Linked DNA regions of Homo sapiens: region 2 is linked to region 1. Evidence: read pairs that join two places in POLR2A ChIA-PET (ENCODE). Cell type or tissue: Panc1. All regions are shown on one strand. Each heading gives the region's core, and the rest is flanking DNA. Links, peaks and the distances in the headings are about the cores only.

Region 1 (7,160 bases), core at 3,334-5,833:
TGCAAGTTAAATCGCTTAAAGAACTTAGAATAGTACTTGGCCCACAGTATGCTCAGTGTGTTAATTATTAGTATACTATTATTCTTTTCATCAAGCAGACAAGAGGGGGAATAGAATTAAGTAGCCTGCACTATAAGAGAAAATGGCTGCATTAGAGACAATAAGACACCATCATATACCTTTGACAAGCAGCCCTGAAATGCACAACATTTTTAACTCCCTGGGACACCCTTTGGGAAGAAAGACAAGTCTTCAGGCTCCCAGTGAAACTGCTTCCTTCTCTCTCCTCCTCCACCCTTCATATGCTAAAAACACAACAGGCTTCATTCAACGCTGTCTTTCTTTTCTTCACTCTCCCATCCCCTGGAGATCAGCTTCATTCCACAGTGAAGGCCTGGTTTAAGAACTCAGGATAGTCTCAGCGAGTCCATGGAGACCCCCAGAGCAGCTGCAGGCTGCTGTGGAACTCCAGCCCTTTTCCAGCAGTGAAATGTCCAACTCCTCTTCCCATCTCCCATCCTTCAATCCCGCACCCTCTCAATCCTTCCTTCAAGGCTCACATCATATCACACTTCCTCCCGAAAGACCCACCCTTCTAGGGATTCTGCATATATAATTGCCAACTCTGTACTCACTGGCTGTATAAAGTGCCTATTTTACTGCCCCTAAAAGGTAAACTCCCCAAGGGTAAAGGCCACCCTTCATTCTTCTAGATTCTCTACAGTGCTAGAGGCACCCTATGTGTGCCATAAATTATTTGGGAAGGGGTTTAATTTACTGGATGGAGCCCCAGGTCTGCATGAAGTGGTCAGACACAAACCAGGTTTCCTATTTTATTCTATCTAAAAATGCTGGTCCTAACCCACTAAATTGATCTCACCACACACTGATTTACAACCTCATGTTAGTTAAGGTAACATTAGCAGCTGTAACAAAAAAAAAAACAAAAAAAAAAAACCTCAAAATCTCAGCCTTAACAATGGACACTTGTTTTTGGTTCACATAAAACCTAAACAAGTGTGGCTTCCACCACACAGTGATTAAGGGAGAGTCTCAGGCTCTTTCCACGTTGTGACACTTTCAACACATGACTTCTAAGGTTGTCAAGCCACCGAAGAAGGATCATACCGATTCTGCCTGGGGAGTTTTTTATGGGTCAAGCCTACAAGCGACAAAAATTACCTCCAATTTCATTTAATTGGCTAGTATTTAGTCACATGGCTTCACTTAACTGTGAGAAAGCTGAGAAATGTTGTCTAGTCATATGACCGGAAGAGATGGAAACATATTTGGTGATCAGCTAGCAATCTCTGCCATAAATCTGTCATTTGAAAAACCCTCCAAGGCAATGATCTAACCTTATTCATCTTTACATCTCCAGTGAGACTATCAGAATATTTGGTTCACTGTAAGTGCATAGAAAATGTATGATCAATGAATGAATGAGGGCAGGTGGTAAATCCTGGCCAGAGTTCTAGGAGCGCTATAGTTCATGATGAGACATCTTGATTCTTTCCAACCCCACATCTATCCAAATCCCCTCCCATACCCAAAGCAGTCCAGTCCTAAAAGCCAGGATTAGGGCAGGTGGTGAATATACCAGAGCAACTGTATTGGTGTCTTCCCTTTCATTTGGTGACTGCACAGTTACTTACTCTTCCAACAATCACATGTCTGTTTAAAAAGTGCACAGGGGAGCAAGAGTACATGGGTTTTAGAGGCAGATAAATCCTGATCAGGCCTCTCACTGGCTACATAACTATAGCAGAACACTCACTGAGCGCTCACTATGCACAGTCTGAGTGTGTTCCATGAATTATTTCATTGACTCTTCACAATAAGCCTATGAAGGAGGCACTCATGTTCTTCCTCTGACCCTCTAATCCCCTGAGAATTAATGTATTCTTCCCCATGTTCCCACAGCATTTTTTCCACAACTCTTTCCTATAATTCACTTGTGGGAGAGATAGTTGCCTGTGGTACCACATCTGCTCATTGGTGTCTCCCCAATCACACTTTAAGGATAACAAAAAGAGCATACATCTGAGAGTCAAAATACCTAGATTCAAATCCCAAATCCCAACTTAATCATTGTACGAATTTGGCTGAGATACTTACCTTCCTGAGCCTCGATTTTCTTATCTGTAAAATAGGATCAGAAGTCCAAACTCCAAGGAGTGCTGAGAAGCATAAATTTAATAGCTTTAAAAAAATGATACCTGGCATATAGCAGGTGCTCAAAAAAGTGAGAATTTTTCTCCTCTCTCCTTGAGGGCAAAGTTAATACTTTATTCCTGGACACGAATACTGTATCTTTCATGTGATAAATATATAATAAATGTTAGTTGAAATACACTGAGTGACAAGCTTCACTGTTGAAAAATAAAATATCAAACCCAACCTCTGCTTTGTCTTTAGAAGTCCTCTTTATCACCCCTCCTGCTTCCCACACGCTTCATTACTCTTCTCTCTTTGGGTAACATGAACTTTTTTTCTTCTACTCAGAAAATTTAAATGGCAAACAGAGCACCTCAGGATCCTTTCCTCCGGCCATTATCCTTCTCTTTCAAGTTGTGCTCAGCAAGATTATTTGGATATTGGAGCTAAAAACGGTCAGATTACAAGTGGAGGTCCCTGAAATGTAACATTCCCCATTGTAGGATTCTGGAATTACACTAAGCACCTGGGAGGGGTTGCTCTTCCCCAAAGAGCTTGCTGTTCTGAAAAAAGCCTTTGTTTTAAGGCATTGCAAAACTGCACTGTGGAATCCCTTCCATCCAGGTCCCCAGCACTGGCCTGGGTACTGCTCAGATCTAGAGCATCTGCATGCTCCCTATAAAACAAAACACTCTGGAGTCCTAAAACCTTGTAAAACTTGCTATTCTCTGAGCCTTGGTTGCTACCTTGCAGCAGGACCATCGTTTTGAAGCCAGATTTTCAAATTTCTTCAGTAAGCCCTTGATAATGATGGTGGCTAACATACTTCACGTTCACTAAGTCCATGGTGCTGTGTTAGGCGCTATAAGTTCATAACATCCTTTTATTCTCACAAAACCCCCCAGTAAGCCACATATTATTGTTATTCCCATTTTACAGATAAGAAAACAGAGGCTCAAAAGTTTAGGTAACTTTGCCCAAGAAGGCAACAAAGCCCCAATTCAAACCCCCATTCCCTATCAGGCTCAAATCCCATTCTATTTCCATTACTCCACGCCACCTCTTTAAGCAGCTATCAAAGGAAGTCCATCCTGTATAGAAATACTTGAAAAAAATAAAGTTTGGACTGTTGATCTTTTTTTTAGTCCCCCTCTCTCTCTTAAAAAAAAAAAAATCTATGGTTCTATGGAGAGAAGCAGGAAAAGGAAATGTAAGGAGGCCAAACATTATGAGGCTTGGCTTATCAGTATTTCATAACAGCTTTTGGATCAAGACTGTACAAAACCTTATTTATGGACAGACAGTTACTGTTAAGCAGAGCCTTTTTATACAACCTTTTCATCTGAGGATGTTGTAGCCTTCTGCTGCCTTTCTATTAGTGAGAGATGAGGTGTGAAATTTGCTGGCCCTGCCAAGATTATCCCATTAAATTATCTGCCCTCTTCCAATGTAATTCACTCAGGGGCAACTGTTTGAGACTCAGGTCCTATGGATGTCCATGCCTGGGTGTTCTGGGGGGTGTGGCTGGGGGCAGGGGATGAAGGAAAAAGTTCAGATGGTGGTAGCATCCCAATCACATAACATTAATCCACGTTTCACTGCCTTACCAAAATAAAGTGGATGCCACAATTATCCCATTCCTAAACAAACTGAAAACCCCAACTGAGCTTACTGCAACAAAGAGAGAGCCTTTTTACTGCTGTTTATTTTTATTTTGTATTCGTTAGCTTTTTAGATATTCCTGGCATGCAAGTCAGTCTCCGTGTAACAAGCAGCTGCATTTAGTTAAGGATTTTCGAAGAGTTGCCCCCATCCCCTCCCCCTTCAACTCCAGAGAACTTTCTCAGACTCTCCTTTCTCTTCCAGTTTCTACCGAACAGTCTCTCCCGTCACACCCCAGGGAATGGGTGAAGCCAGGCTAAGGCCCTTCTGTTTGAGAAAGAGGCCTTGAAGACGTGAGTGTTTCTCAGCTGGAGCTGGATTTGCCAGGGTCTGGTCCTCACTGGGACCTTGAGCTGGCAAGCCAGCTGTCCCACTAGACAGCACTCTAATAAATCCCCGCCTTCTCAGCCTACAACCACAGTTGTCCACCAAGATGCAAATACAAAGTCACTTCATCAAAATATAGCTTATTGATAGTTGGAAAAAACTGGCGAGCACACTTCTCAAACCACATCAAAGTTGAAGCTCATTACAAAAATGTAATTCTTCCAGAACCAGAGATCCAGGCCATCCAACAAGGTGCTTCCAGTCTATCTCTGAGTTTCAGCAAGACCGTCTTAGGGAACTCCAGCACTCGAAGGGAAATTGAAATTGGCTGTCTCCAATAATTTCTTATAACCTCTAGATTACAGCTAAGCAAGCTTCCCTTTGCTGCTGTTGGAAAACCTTGGGAAATACCACCTTTGTTCCATACATTAAAAGAATATAAATTGTAAGAATTAAACAAGGAAAGAATGTCTAGGACAGCCACTAAGGTAAGAGCATGAACTGTTAGGGCTTGTAAGCCCAGTAATGCCACTTTTTAGCAGTGTAACCTAAAGAAAGTAACTTAACCTCTCTGTGCCTAAGTTTACCCATCAGTAAAATGAGCTAATTATGCTATCTCCCTTATAGGGTTGTTGTGAGGATTCAGTGAGTTAATACTTGCAAAAGGCTTAGAAGAGTGATTGGCCCATTGTAAGGATTAGATAAGTGTTTGTTAAATAAACTGTACAAATTGCATCTCAGAATGCTTGGATTCAGAGACATATTTTCTTACTTGAGGTCACAAGGACTTGGCACCATTCTTCAGCTTCTCTCAGGCCCAATTAACAGCCTGCCTGGTGGAAGGGAAACTGGGAGGTGAGAAGTGGGGCCTCCATGGAGTGTGTTAACCTGGGATAAGGCCTAGAACTAGCCACCAACACTCAACTCCTTTCAGCCTCCCCAGGAAGACAACCCATTGCCTCAGGCATCAAACACTCCAAGTCAGCAGTTCCTATCGTTCAGAGGTTGACACTTTTCTTGGAAAATAAGATTATAGCTATAGCTATAAATACAGAACCGTAAAAATGCATATAAAATTGTGTATATTATTTCTGGAAGTTCACATATCCTTAATTTCATGTACCCCAAATTAATTTCACGCACTCACCTCTTGGCTGGGTGCTGTTCTCCAGTACTTTACATGCATGACCTCACTTCAATCTCATAACACTCTTGAAAGGCTCAGGAAAACTGACACACCCACTATACAACAGAGAAAAGATTCAAATCCAGGTCTGTTAAATGCCAAAGCCTGTGCTTGTAACCATTTAGCTTTACTGTCAAGTTCTGCTACACTACACTTCTTTCATACTAGAAGATGGGACAAGAAAAGGAAAAATCCTTGAAAATATGCCATGTTGCATTTTTACTAAGCAAAGCATATATCAGAATTTTGCATACAACCGAAAAAGTTATTCTCCATTCATTCAACAAATATCTATGGACCACTTACTATATATGTGTGTATATACATATGCTATCTGTACATATACATTTACATCAAAGTACATATAGCTTACAAAGTGTTCCATTCTCCATAGGATGCTGTGTAAAATTTTCAGAAATATTTGAAATGGGGTAGATGTTCACCATCAAACCACCAGCCAAACCTGATACTAATTTCAGAGCAAGTGACACTTTCAGAAACTTTCCAAAAGTCTAACTGGGGGCCTATGCTCAAGATACAGAAGAGAAAGGGTGCTATAGGGCAAAGCTGACCCCTCACTAAATATCAGGCAGATTATCCCAGGCATCAGAGAAGCAAAACAGCCTACCATGTATACTGAATCTATATTGGAAATTAAATATTTCCAAAACTGAAGGAGACAATTTGACCACACCCTTTGCCCATCCCACCTTGGTTCGGCTCCCCCTAGCCAGCCAGGGAGGATTTTCAGGCATCTCTAATAAAGTTGGGACTAGTGGACTTGGGCTCTCAGTGTTTTCACCAGAAAAGCTCACAGTCTTATTGCCTTCAAGACACTTCTATTCTAAAAGTACAGACAAATACCTATTTAAATGGCAACGGAAGGTTTACAAAATGATAGCAAACACAGTAGCAAGCCACCTCCCTCTGGCTCCCAGCAGCCAAACCACAGAATCTATAAGATTTTGAGAAAGGCCAGGTAGGTTCCTAAAGCCCTGGGCTTGGGTGCAGTTATAAGGTAAGCTTCAGGTTCCTAAAGAAGTTGAGCTTTGCATAGGGAGGGGGTAGATGAGAAATCAACAATGGACAGACCAGAAAAAATAAATTTAAAGGTTTTCTTCTCCTGGCTAACAAAATAGAAAAATGATGGGAGAAATGTTTTGTATCTTTTTAAATAAATACATGAAACATATCTCCGCTTAAGCTGATTTCCTGAGCCACTGGCTGGGCTACCTTAGGAATCTTGAGTCCAAGAGGAGAAAGTAAACGTGAGTTCTACCAGAAGTCTTGACCCCAGAGAAAAGATCAAACATTCACAAAATGGAAAGGGATTTATAAAACAACAAATAAGACAATAATAACAGATTTGAGCTCATTACTAAAGAGTATGGTGAGAGAAGAGAGACAGACCCTCTCATATTGTTTTATATTGTTTTATACTCAGAAAAGGAAAGAGAAGCGAAATTAAAGGCAGGTAGCCCGGCACCTAGGAACCAGACCTGAAACCAAGGAACCAGACCCGAAACCAGGCCTGGGCCTGCCTGACCTAAGCCTGGTACTTAAAGATCGACCCCTGACATAACTGGTTATGTTATCTATAGATTCCAGACATTGTATGGAAAGACAGTGTAAAAATCCCTATCCTGTTCTGTTTCGTTCTGATTACCAGTGCATGCAGCCCCCAGTCATGTACCCATCATGACCCTCTCACGTGGACCCCCTTAGAGTTGTGAGCCCTTAAAAGGGACAGGAATTGCTCACTGGGTGTCTGAGGAGTTTTGTCTGTGGCTCCTCCTGCTACAATGGAATAGGCAATACCTTTTTTAAA
Region 2 (7,160 bases), core at 1,519-4,018, 1.1 Mb after region 1:
AAGGGCACATATTCACTTTTACGGAACAGTTTAAAAGAGTTAATATGAAACCACGAGGCAATAAAACAACCAGCTCCCAGGTTCCCAAATTTTCCCTAAAAAGACGCAAGATGACATTACCTTGTGAGACACCTCTCTATGTGCTATCCATGGCACATGCTGTAATTCTATCCTTTTCTACTCAAGATAGACTGCTGTCAGAATGCAAATAAATAAGAGGGATACTATTATAGAGATGATCTTAATGCTTCAAAAGGCATGCCATAAAACATTGCTTTTTATATACTTCAAAATGAATAATTTTGTTGGACACTTAGACTGTTTCAAGGTTTTCACTATGATGAATGTGGTCCATTCTCTTTTTGTGACTTTCCTGTGGCAAGTTATTTTACTTCCCTGAGCCTCAGTTTGAGGCTCAATTTTTTTTTTTTTTTTTTTTTTGAGATAGAGTCTCACTGTGTCACCCAGGCTGGGGTGCAGTGGCGTGATCTCGGCTCACTGCAACCTCCACCTCCTGGGTTCAAGCGATTCTCCCGCCTCAGCCTCCCGAGTAGCTTGGACAACAGGCGCCTGCCAGCACGCCCAGCTAATTATGCCTATATTTAGCATTATGCCTATATTTAGCATTAATTTCTTAGGTTTGATTTAGAAATATGAACATTTCTAAAAATCACTCACCAACTGCTTTCCTTAAACTATTAATAATATCTTCTACCTATTGAACTCTTCCCATGTGCCAAACACTACAGAAAGTGCTTTACTGCATACATATTTAATTTGATCCTTATAATTAACTCAATGAGGTAGATATTATTTATTTCTATTATATAGATAAAGAAACTGAGGCTCAGAGAAGTAAAGTAACTTGCCACACGAAAGTCACAAAAAGAGAATGGACCACAGCTGCTGTTCATGGAACACAGCAAATTTATTGGTCAGAGAAGACAGAACTGAATCTAAGGCCACAGCATCTAGCTTCACCTCGCCGACTCCTAGCTATTCTTCAGTTTTCAGTTTATGCATCTCTGCCTATGGTGATCGTCTACATTACTCAGCCATATTTACTGCTAAATTACTAGAATGGAGCAAAATACTAGGCACAAAGTGGGCATTCAAATATGTTTTTATCATAAAGGTTTTAAGGGAAAGAGCAGATACACCAGAAAGAGTAAATAAATCAGTACTAACAAGAGAAAAATTCACAGATACTGATTTACACAGAGGGTAGGATTTCAAAGATCCTTCTATTCCCATCCATGTTCTTCCTGACACAGAAAGGACATGATGGGTTAGTCGTATGATTTGCACAATAAAAAGCACCATTAATGCAATATTTGAACTTTGCACACATTTGGTGTGAGAATCATTATTTATATTTGTTCTGCCTTGAAGAGCATTTGGGAACTTCATTGTCTTTTGAGGCTTGAAATATAGCAAACAGCACAGTGAACTCCCCTGCAACCCCCAAAAAAGAATGAGAATTAGGGAGGCTAGAATCAGAGTAGTAACAGAAGCTAACATCTGTACCAGGCACTGTGATAAATACTTTATATACATTATCTATTTAGGCCCCATAATAATCCTGTGATGCTACTATGTCTTGTATTATCATAATTATTTAACTGATCAGGAAACTGAAGGGTTGTGAAGTTAAACAAAATACTCAAGGTGACATAGTAACAATGTCTTAATTCTGACCCCTAAGTTCCTAAATACTATGCTATAAAGTACTCTTAGTAAGTTTGATGTCTCATAAAAATATATACTGTAAGGACACCCACAGTGAAGTTACATGTAAATGCAGAAAGATACAGGATAGAGCAGAGACAAGCTTTTAAAATGGCTGGAATCTGCTTAGCCAATCTGAATTTGTAGTAGTTGATTTGAGTTTGTATGATAGCCAGATCCACTGACTTGACCATACCAAAAGGGTTGCAAATGGAAAGAGTTTAGGTTTTTCACATAGCTCTTAATAGATTAGGCATTATTCACTAATAGATTAGGCATTATTCACTGTGATAATAAGGACAGGTAAGACATGAAGAAGGGAGCTGGGTAGTGGTGTGCAGCTGTAGTCCCTGCTGTGTGGGGGGCTGAGGTAGGAGGATCCCTTGAGCCCAGGAGGTCAAATCCAGCCTGGGTAACATAGCTAGATCTTCTCTCTGGAAAAAAAAAAAAAAAAAGTAAGCAGCAGCAGGAGGAAGAGACAGAGGATAGGAAGTAAAGTATAGGTAGTTATTAAACAGATTTTTAAACAATCCTAATCATAAAAGCAACAGCAGAAATAGCTAATCGTCACTGAGGCCTTACTATGTGTTAAGTCCCTGAATTATTTAATCTTATCCTTTCAACAACCAATAAAATAGGTGCCATTATTGCCCTCATTTAGGTTCCCTGACTCTAGCAAATGGCTAAATAATCCTACCAATAGAAATCTCTAGCTTTTGCATCTTTTTTTTTTTCTGGGAATATCTTTCACAGTGCTCCTGAACAATTTTTCTTTTCTTTTTCTTTTTTTTTTTTTTTTTGAGATACAGTCTCACTGTGTCACCCAGGCTGGGGTACAGTGGCGTGATCTCGGCTCACTGCAACCTCCACCTCCTGCGTTCAAGCGATTCTCCCGCCTCAGCCTCCGAGTAGCTTGGACGACAGTCGCCTGCCAGCACGCCCAGCTAATTTTTTTATTTTTAGTAGAGATGGAGTTTCACCATGTTGGGCAGGCTGGTCTCAAACTCCTGACTTCAGGTGATCCACCCACCTAGGCCTCCCAAACTGCTGGGATTACAGGTGTGAGCCACCACGCCCAGGACTGAATTAAGTTTTATTGTTCCCTCTTCTTGAAAAGCTCTCTTCCCTTGGCTTCTATGACACATCGCCACATTTTCCTACTTCCCTTGTCCTTTCTACCTGTCCTTGGGATTCCTTCTCCACTTTTGTCTTTAAAAATCTGGTTTCTCTCCTCAGCCTTTTCTTCTTTTTCTCAGTTGACCCATTGTGTCTTCTCTCATACCTTAAGTAACATCTGTTCTTACACTCTGTACATGCTGATGATTCCAAAGTCAGTCTACTGGACATTTCTGTCTGAATGCCTTGCATACACTTCATTTTATTTATTTTTGTTTTTGAGACGGAGTCTTCCTCTGTTGCTCAGACTGGAGTGCAGTGGTGTGATCTTGGCTCACTGCAACCTCTGCCTCCCAGGTTCAAGCAATTCTCCTGCCTCAGCCTCCTGAGTAGCTGGAATTACAGGCATGAGCCACTACACCCAGCTAATTTTTGTATTTTTAGTAGAGATGGGGTTTCACCACATTGGCCAGGCTGGTATCAAACTCTTGACCTCAAGTGATCCACCCATCTCGGCCTCAAAGAGTGCTGGGATTACAGGAGTGAGCCACCATGCCCGGCCTGTCTTACATACACTTTAAACTCAGCTTGTGCAAAACTGAATTATATTCTTCACTTATTCCCTGAATCTCTTCTCCCTCTTCTGTGCTCTTGCTCAGTAAATGTTATTCGCCATTATCCCTCCAGGTGCCCAAGTCAGAAACCTGGGTATCATGTTTGGCACCATCTCGGCCCTCACCTGTCATTTCTAATCCATAGCCAAGTCCTATCAACTCAACTTCCCAATTACTTCTCAAACTGGCCCAAGTCACCGCCACTACTTCAGTTTAGGTCTTTTTCTTTTCTTAGTTAGTATGATAGAAGCTTGCTAGTGGTCCTAAAGTTCATCCTGCCCTTTGTCTACGGTAATAAATCCCTGTTTTTAAACTGGGCACATGGCCTGACAAAATAAAACCTACATTTCCTAGCTATCCTTGCAGCTGTGCAATGTTCATGTGTCTAAATTCTGGCGAATGGGGGCTGGGCATAGTGGCTCACTTGAACTGCTACACCAGCCCTGGATTGCTTATGCTCAGCCTGTTAGGTGAGGAAAGAAGTTTTATCTTGTGCAAACCACTGTTATTTGAGTTTCTGTTACAGTAACAAAATCTATAGATTAATACTCTTAGTTTAATGCAACAGCCTTCTAATCAGTCTTCCTGCCCTGACTTTAACTTTGCTTCAACCCATTTTCTTCCTTAAATTCAGATTAATCATTGTCAAATTCAAATGTGATTATATTATTCCCTGCCACCCTCCACTTCCCATGCCATTTCCTTCAGTGTGTACTTTATATTCCTTAGCCCGGCATGCCAAACCCTTCATAAACTGGCCTCTGCCTTATCTCTCTAATCTTACTTGTAATCGCTCCCTACCTTGTATTCCAAGCTCCAACCATGCAGAACATTTGCAGTTTCACAGAACAAGCCAAGTTCTTGTACTTCAGTGCATCTGTGCATCTGGAAATGCAGTTTGCTCTGCGCAGAATGTCCATTCCCTACCCCTACTAGTTTCCCTGGTTAGGTGTTTCTACTTGTTAGGATTCAGGGCATCTCTTTTTGGAAGTTCTTCTTGACCACCCAAGAATCAGTTACAGTATCCTCTTATGTACTCCCAAAGTATTCTGTGCATATGTTTATCAAAGAATTGCTGGTTTACTTGTCTACTTCCCTCCCCAGCCCCCTTCCCTATCGATTGTTACTTCCTGGATAGCAATACCTATTTTCTCATTCACAGGTCTGTCACCAGGCCCTAGCACAAACCCTGGCATACAGTAGCACTTAAAAAATATTTACTCGGCTGGGCAGAGTGGCTCACACCTGTAATCCCAACACTTTGGGAGGGCGAGGTGGGTGGATCACCTGAGGTCAGGAGTTTGAGATCAGTCTGGTCAACGTGGTTAAACCCTATCTCTACTAAAAATACAAAAATTAGCCAGGTGTGGTGGTGGGCGCCTGTAATCCTAGCTACTGAGGCAGGAGAATCGCTTGAACCCGGGGAGGCGGAGGTTGCAGTGAGCCGAGACCATGCCACTGCCCTCCATCCTGGGTGACAGAGTAAGACTCTGTCAGGAAAAAAAAAAAAAGGCTGGGCGCAGTGGCTCACACCTGTAATCCCAGCACTTTGGGAGGCTGAGGCAGGCAGATCACAAGGTCAGGAGATCGAGACCATCCTGGCTAACATGGTGAAACCCTGTCTCTACTAAAAATACAACACAAAAAAGTTAGCCGGGTGTGGTGGTGGGCGCCTGTAGTCCCAGCTGCTCGGGAGGCTGAGGCAGAATGGCATGAACCCGGGAGGCGGAGCTTGCAGTGAGCCGAGATCAGGCCACTGCACTCCAGCCTGGGCGACAGAGCAAGACTCCGAAACAAAATTTTTTTTCTCACGGCTGGACATTGTGGCTCATGCCTATAATCTCAGCATTTTGGGAGGCTGAGGTGGGTGAACTGCTTGAGGCTAGGAGTTTGAGATCAGCCTGGGTAACATGGTAAAACCCCATCTATACTAAAAATAAAAAAATTAGTTGGGCATGGTGGTGCATGCCTGTAGTCCCAGCTATTGGGGAGGGTGAGGTGGGAGGATCACTTGAGCCCAGGGGGTAAAGGCTGCAGTGTGCCGAGATCGTGCCACTGCACTCCAGCCTGGGTGACAGAGCAAGACCCTGTATCAAAAACCACAACAACAACAACAACAACAACAACAACAACAACAACAACAACAACATTGTATTCAGTGAGTAAGTCAATGATGAATGGATTCCATGTAGTTATGACAATAGTACTTGAATAGAATACAGAGACCATAGTTTTGTGCCTGGTTTGGCCACTTCCTGGGTGGTTTTAGTTGAAACCATTTCACACTGCTTGAATTGAATCAGATAAGCTCCCAGGTTCCTTCCAGATATATGATTTATAAGTACATAATATAGTAAAAGTATGCAAACTTACAGAGCTGACAACCTTAAAGGACTGGCTAGGTGACTCTTGTATTAAAAAATACTTTGGACCTAGCGTGGTGGCTCAGGCCTGTAATCCCAGCACTTTGGGAGGCCGAGGCAGGCAGATCACGAGGTCAGGAGTTCGAGACCAGCCTGGCCAACATGGTGAAACCCTGTTTCTACTAAAAATACAAAAATTAGCCAGCATAGTGGCACACATCTGTAATCCCAGCTACTCAGGAGGCTGAGGCAGGAGATTTGCTTGAACCCAGAAGGCGGAGGTTGCAGTGAGCTGAGATCGTGCCATTGCCCTCCAGCCTGGGTGACAAGACCAAGACTCTGTCTCAAAAAACAAACAAACAAACAAAAACAAACTCTGGCTAGGCATGGTGGCACATGCCCATAGTCCTAGCTACTCGGGAGGCTGAGGCAGGAGAATCTCTTGAGCCCGGGGGTTCTAGGCTGCAGTGTGCTATGATTACCTGTGAATAGCCAATGGACTCCTGTCTGGGCAACACAGCAAGACCCCACCTCTTAAAAGAAAAACTTTGAAAAAACATGCCAAATAAAATGAACTTTTGTGGGTGTACCGCACTGTGTGTGAGCCAAAGCAGGGCAAGGCATCGCCTCACCTGGGAAGCACAAGGGGTCAGGGAATTCCCTTTCCTAGTCAAAGAAGGGGGTGACAGCCGGCACCTGGAAAATCAGGTCACTCCCACCCTTATAACTGAGCTTTTCCAATGGGCTTAACAAATGGCACACCAGGAGATTATATCCCACACCTAGCTCGGAGGGTCCTGTGCCCACAAAGCCTCACTCACTGCTAGCACAGCAGTCTGAGATCAAACTGCAAGGCAGCAGTGAGGCTGGGGGAGGGGTGCCTGCCATTGCTGAGGCTTGAGTAGGTAAACAAAGTGGCCGGGAAGCTCGAACTGGGTGGACCCCACCACATTTCAAGGAGGCCTGCCTGCCTCTGTAGGCTCCACCTCTGGGGGCAGGGCACAGACAAACAAAAGGCAGCAGTAACCTCTGCACACTTAAATGTACCTGTCTGACAGCTTTGAAGAGAGTAGTGGTTCTCCCAGCACACAGCTTGAGATCTGAAAACGGGCAGACTGCCTCCTCAAGTGGGTCCCTGAGCCCCGAGTAGCCTAACTGGGAGGCACCCCCAGTAGGGGAGGACTGACACCTCACACGGCTGGGTACTCCTCTGAGACAAAACTTCCAGAGAAATGATCAGGCAGCAGCATTTGCGGTTCACCAATATCCACTGTTCTGCAGTCACCGCTGCTGATACCCAGGCAAACAGGGTCTGGAGTGGGCCTCCAGCAAACTCCAA

The links. ChIA-PET counts read pairs that join two places held together with the same protein. Peaks named below come from ENCODE experiments on the same cell type or tissue, not always from the same donor. Only the 100,000 strongest peaks of a DNase experiment are listed, where the experiment ranks them.
Region 2: POLR2A ChIA-PET joins it to region 1 with 9 read pairs; 1 of 35 experiments calls an interaction of 5 or more read pairs at or near these places.

The regions. Positions count from the first base shown.
Region 1 is chr1:63,776,342-63,783,501 of GRCh38, reverse strand. The region is part of intron 1 of ROR1 (receptor tyrosine kinase like orphan receptor 1); the gene reads right to left. Among named protein-coding and RNA genes, the nearest start is that of ROR1, 5.9 kb to the right of the region's middle. RefSeq lists an enhancer at 2,397-2,952 and a silencer at 3,930-4,224. In Panc1, for the core only: no CTCF peak of the experiment used is centred there; no DNase peak of the experiment used is centred there; H3K27ac peaks cover 2,202 bases.
Region 2 is chr1:62,704,640-62,711,799 of GRCh38, reverse strand. It overlaps DOCK7-DT (DOCK7 divergent transcript), which reads right to left. Exons shown (of 2, transcript NR_185999.1): 2 at 1,106-2,162. Among named protein-coding and RNA genes, the nearest start is that of DOCK7-DT, 20 kb to the right of the region's middle. In Panc1, for the core only: no CTCF peak of the experiment used is centred there; no DNase peak of the experiment used is centred there; H3K27ac peaks cover 563 bases.